Regions from separate parts of the Homo sapiens genome. Here region 2 is linked to region 1. Evidence: chromatin loops called from intact Hi-C (ENCODE). Cell type or tissue: sigmoid colon. All regions are shown on one strand. Each heading gives the region's core, and the rest is flanking DNA. Links, peaks and the distances in the headings are about the cores only.

What was found. Peaks named below come from ENCODE experiments on the same cell type or tissue, not always from the same donor. Only the 100,000 strongest peaks of a DNase experiment are listed, where the experiment ranks them.
Region 2: a loop joins it to region 1, with 1.9 times the contacts of the local background. A loop is called at or near these places in 1 of 110 quality-filtered maps.

What each region holds. Positions count from the first base shown.
Region 1 is chr11:26,930,937-26,933,860 of GRCh38, reverse strand. No RefSeq gene overlaps it. Among named protein-coding and RNA genes, the nearest start is that of FIBIN, 62 kb to the left of the region's middle. In sigmoid colon, for the core only: no CTCF peak of the experiment used is centred there; no DNase peak of the experiment used is centred there; H3K27ac peaks cover 443 bases.
Region 2 is chr11:27,010,723-27,013,646 of GRCh38, reverse strand. No RefSeq gene overlaps it. Among named protein-coding and RNA genes, the nearest start is that of FIBIN, 18 kb to the right of the region's middle. In sigmoid colon, for the core only: no CTCF peak of the experiment used is centred there; no DNase peak of the experiment used is centred there; H3K27ac peaks cover 190 bases.

The DNA of each region.
Region 1 (2,924 bases), core at 179-2,678:
GCCATTTAGCTGGGTTATATTGTCCACAAAAGGCCATTAAATTAAAAGAACAGCTGGTATGGTATATAAAATAGAATCAAGGTATAAAAATATACCAATACATCACCACTTTCTTCAAGAAAGTGGCACAGTAGTTTCTAGGCACTGTACCTTTGGCTTTGAGAACAGCAACTTATCAGGATCCTATAGCTTAATGGAATAACTGCTTTAAAAATAGTCAACACCTCCTTTTCTAAGTTTTTCTTTCCTAAAAATGAGAATTTGTAGATGTTTGTGGAAATGGTGTTTTTATGGCCGAGTGCATTTGGAAATGTATGTATTAGTCCATTCTCACGCTGCTATAAGGACATACCTGAGATTGCATAATTTATAAAGGAAAGAGGTTTAATTGACTCACAGTTCAGCATGGCTGGGGAAACCTCAAGAAACTTACAATCATGGCAGAAGGGGAAGTAAACATGTCCTTCTTCACATTGCAGCAGCAAGGAGAAGTTCAGAGCTAAGACGGGGATGATAATGTCAATTTCGCACTTATAAACCCATCAGATCTTGTGAAAGCTCACTATCATGGAGACAATTGCCCCCATGATTCAACTACCTCCCACTGCATCCCTCCTACAACATGTGGGGATTATAGTAACTACAGTTCAAAATGAGATTTGGGTGAGGACACAGCCAAACCATATTAGTTACAAATGCTTTACTCCTATAGAAGTAACATTAGCATATTAAAAGTTCTGAATAATCTTATGGTTAAAGAGTCTCATTCAAATTAAAACCAGAATTTTCCAACCTTACTGGCCACGTTCACACAGACTGCCGCACTGCCTCTGATTTTTGTTTTGTCTGGAAACCTAAACGTAGTCTGAGGAGTTAGTTTTTTTTCAGATAACTAGCATTTCCTGAGCAGATATGTGTCCCTCATTCTGGAACCAAGTATTTCTTCTCCACCTCCCAGTGGAAATTAGTTTTTTGTGAGTGGGGTTAGCAAATCCATTTTCCAGAACCCAATTGTCTGAGTGAACTGTTAAAATCTAGTTTCTGAGCCTGTAAAACTAACTCCTTAAACTATCCATGAGTGAAAGATACGGTGGAGCAGAAAGGCAGGGCTTTTGACATTAAAGAAAAAATGGGAGTTTGGGTCACAGAATAACTGTCTTTAGAAAGTCACTTATTAAACTTCCTATTCTCCATTTTCTCCTTCATTTAGTAAGCGGATAATAATGTCAATTTCACATTTTGTAGTTGCAACATGCTGTGTTGATATGTTACCATTAAGACACAGAAACTCTGAAATATTTATCCCTATAGCTGGAAAGTATTTGAGAGATTTTTCTCTTCAAGATCCTATCTTTAGAAAAGTGATATCTTAATCACCATTGAGAGGGCCCCTGGTCAATTTAATTTCAAAGTCAAAGCAAGAAAATTTTACACATGATAGGAATATGGCTTTTCAGATATCATATTGGGCTCTCAACAAATACTTGACCAAATGAATTAAATGGAAAGCACTTTGTGGAGCATGTAGCTTATGTTAAAACTTCAAGTATGCGAAAACTGGCTTTACTTTTCCTATAACCGACTTTCTATCCTGACTCTCCATTCTTCTAGCCACAGATCACTTGATCTAGCCACTTCCAGGTAATTTCAGTCAATTCAGGTATAAGGCTGAGGCCCATTCAGGACTTTTCTTCTTGTTCTACAGCCCTGTACTCCACAGTTCCTGGGACTCATGTGTATACAATGGTCATCTGTCTTGATAGCCTCTGAAAGCTGCAGCTGTCCACTTGTTCTTTAATCATCTGCTGAGGAGGCTGAAACTTTCCCCTGTTGCCATCTATTGAAAAGTTTGTGCTTCTACCTGGCTTCTGTTTTCATGCTCTGTTCTGCCTTCTTCATTCCTTTGCTCCCTCCTTCTTCTATGTCCCATACCCTTCTTGCCCTCTTCTCCACTTTCCCTTCTCCTTCATTTGTTTTGTTGTTTCTCTCTCTCGTCAATACACACACACACAAACACACACACACACACACACACACACCATCTGTTGAACACATAGCAAGTGTCAGCCCTACAAAAGTGACTAAGACAGGGTGCTTGGCCTTAAGGAACTCTAAAATAAGGGAGTCTGCATCATGAAGGTAAGGCCAACAATTGCGGCCTTGAAAAAAAGTGTAAGTCTCCTAAAAAATGTTTCCTTTATGTAAACCAAATCTTCATAGATGAAAACCTTTGAATCCTAATATCATCTTGTCTTTGAGTTATGTTGTCATTGAAGACAACTCATCACCTGGCTTAGTGCCAGAAATAGGAGCACTACAGGGAATCCACAGGTTTTTTGTTGTTGTTGCTGTTGTTTGAGGATAAGAAGTAGGAGGCTCATCTTCATATTCAAAATCACTTTGACTGTGGTTACTGATGAGGTAAATTCCCTCAGCAGGCTGAGGCAATATTTTCCAAAGGAAAGCAAGTTTTGTTTTTGTATTTTCTTCTCTTTCTCATCACAAGCCATGCTTAGTTTCCCAGCTCTATCTGCCCACAAATGACCATCTGGCCTGCAGCTGCCATTTCCAAGTGGAAACGCTTTAGCACAAGTAGTCCAAGAGCTCTTTTTACTTCTTCTAAATGACAATGTCTTTGTTGTAGTTTACCCCATCCTTTCCAGTGGAAAGTCAACAACTGTCATTTTCTTTCTTTCTCTTTTCATGCACAGTTGTTTACAGTGGAAACACATATGTCAGGTATGTTGCAAGGAGCTAGTAGGCTTAAACTGTAAGCATGACCAGTTGCATTTTATTGACTCTGAGAGTAAGCTCTCAGAGAGAAGCTTAGAAGCTAAAGTGGCAGTGTCAGAGTTGTGGAATGTAGTCAGATGCATGTTCATTTGCCTTCTGGTTGAGTACTAACAGTGGTCTCAGCCCTAGAA
Region 2 (2,924 bases), core at 93-2,592, 80 kb before region 1:
TTTCTTTCTTTCTTCTTTCTTCTTTCTTTCTTTCTTTCTTTCTTCTTTCTTTCTTCTTTCTTTCTTTCTTTCTTCTTTCTTCTTTCTCTCTCTTTCTTTCTTCTTCTCTTGTCTTCTCTTCTTTCTCTTCTCTTCTCTTCATCATCCGTGTATCTATATTACACACACACACACACTCCAAGCTGGAGGCCCAAAGTGCATGAAACTGGGACCATTCAGAAAATATTTCTAGCAGGAGTCCACATTCTATATGCTGGTAAAATTGCCACTATTGCTACTTAATCTTCTTCTGTCATAAGAATGACTGCCACTCAAAGTTCCAGAAGAATCTGATTTCTAGTTACATGCCTGTCCTGGCAGAGCCAGAATTTGGTCTCCTAGCCTTCCCAAGTTAGAGATGGGCATTCACAAGCCAGGAACTACCCTTCAACCAAGGTTGAACACAATGGGAGAAGGCAATTCTCCAAAAGGAAATAGGGGGACTATTGAAGATAGAAAGGATTCTAGACATTGCTTACTGTAGGCAAGATCAATGTTGTCATGCTGAACAGACATGCAGGAGAATGAAGACCAAGAAGGGGATATAGAATTTGGAGATAAATTAGAAGTTCATTATTGTTGGTGACAAATGGAGCAATAATGAAGCACCCCCTAAGAATACAGGAAATAAGGAAGTAAAATGACCACATGAGAGTTAAACTGTAAACTGAACACTTTGGGTTTGGTAACTGAGAAATAGGCAAATATACATAAAAGGGACTGAATGTCCTCCAGGCCAGTAAGACTGAACTGGAACCTGATTGAAGGCATTACTTTATCTAAAGAAAGAATGCATCCTTAAGAAGAGATGCTGGCCAGCAAAGGAGAAGCAGAGACACATAAGCCAGAGAAGAGAGTGCCCTGATAAGATGATGTAAACAGCCATTTTTCTCAGGGAGACACATCCTTATCACGGAAGCAGACACACCGATGTCATTAAACATTCCAATCACCCGTGTTAACTACAAGAGAACCAATTCTTTGCCCACCAAGGTATCTTCTGATAAATTGGCTTTCATGTAGCTTTTCTGCAGGAAATATGCAACAGAAAAAGATGGTTTAACAGTTCTATTTCCTTTTTCTAACACATACCCTGGTTCATATACCCAAATCAGTATGAGTCATCATCCTGAATATAATCAACTCTGTAAAACTGCTAAGGCTGTTTCTGCAGCTGCCAGACTGAGGGTCACAGCCTGCATTTATTGAGCTCACAGAAGTAAATGGCCTCTTGGCAGCCAGCTAGCTGATCTTCCCCGGCAACAAAACTACTTTGTTTCTTGCTTTGTCTCAAATGACTTCAGTAAGCAACTTCTGAGAAAAGAGTCCCAGTGAAGAGATGGTCAGATGAAAGCAGACTACAGAGGGTTAAAGCATGAAAGTGTCTTAATAATACTACTCCTTTATACTTGTGTTGTGTCTTACAGTTTTGAGAACATTTCCACTTATATTATCTCATTTGACTATTTTGTGAGGGAAGCAAGGATTTCAGAACCGACTTGACAAGTGGAAATGCTGGCACTTAGAGATTATGGGATTTACAGGCGAGAAGTGGTAGAGAGAGAACTCTTTCTCCCACAAGTCCAGGGTTTTCCCATTGGTCTGCACTTTCTAGAGTTTCTTAGGCATTGTGCTGATCACCATGGGACTGTGAAAGGTGAGTGAGGCACTCTTCTGGGCCTTAAAGAGAAGGCAGTGCTACAAAGCTGCACGCTTAGATCGTTTATCTTGTTTTTAAGCTTTAAGAGGGATCAATTCACTCATTCACTAACTCAACCTAAGCATTAGAATTATAAAGGGGAATAGACAGATATGGTTTTTTTTCACTTATCAATCTTTCAGATCTGGAACATCTGGGATGTCCACTTTCTGTCTGCTTCAATGCCAAGAGGCTGGGAAATTCCACATTGTTGAAAGTATGATGTGCCAAGCATAGTTCCAGGGACTTTATATGCCTTATATCACAAAATTATCTCAACTACTTTATAAGGGAACTTTGCTAAATCAAAATCTTTTAAGGGGACTCTCAGCTGACTTATAATTTACTTTCTAGGTATCTTTTTCCCTAAATTTTAAACTCCATGAAAACAATTGCTTTCTGTCTTGCCATCTGCTATAGTTTCCGAACCTAGCAAAGAATGTTCGATAAATATTTCTTTATTTAAAGATAGAAAGAACCTATCTTTAAAGATAAATTATTAAATAAGTTTTCCAATATTTGGAGTATTGAATCAAAGATTCAAACAAACGTCTGAATTAATCCAGAGTCTGTGTTACTTGTTGACCTGAATTTTATTATCTTTCTGTATACTAACTGGTAGTATTTTTGTGTTAAAACTCATCTCAGAGATTTATAACCATGAATTTTCATTTCTTTCATGCCAACAATTTATCTGTCTTTCTATTAAGAGAGCCAAAACTAAGCTTTAATTAAATATCAAATTTAAACGCAGATAGAACTTAAGCTACAAATAGGTAGGTACAAAAGAAAGAAGATATTTTTCCTTTAATCTAGATTTCTAGCAGAGGAATAGAGTAGACTTCACATCTTCTTTTGTCGATCAGTTTTACTAAAATTAATGTTCTTATAATTCAGGAGATTCCTTACTTACTAAATTAATAAGTAGTTAGCAACTGGATTGTCAGCAAGTTGCTCTAAAAATATTTGGAAAAAAAAGTTTCACCCTGCCACCACAGAAAGTTTAAGGTGATAATGTCACTTATAAGAGAATGGTAAATTAATAAGTAATTAGAAATAAATGTTTTCTCACTCCCATCCAGGACATAACATGTGAAGATTTTATCAAAGCCAGCCTTCCTTTTCCTGACCTCCCTCACCAGGACTAATCCTCTTATAGTTATAGCAACATTAACTTCTCAGTTGC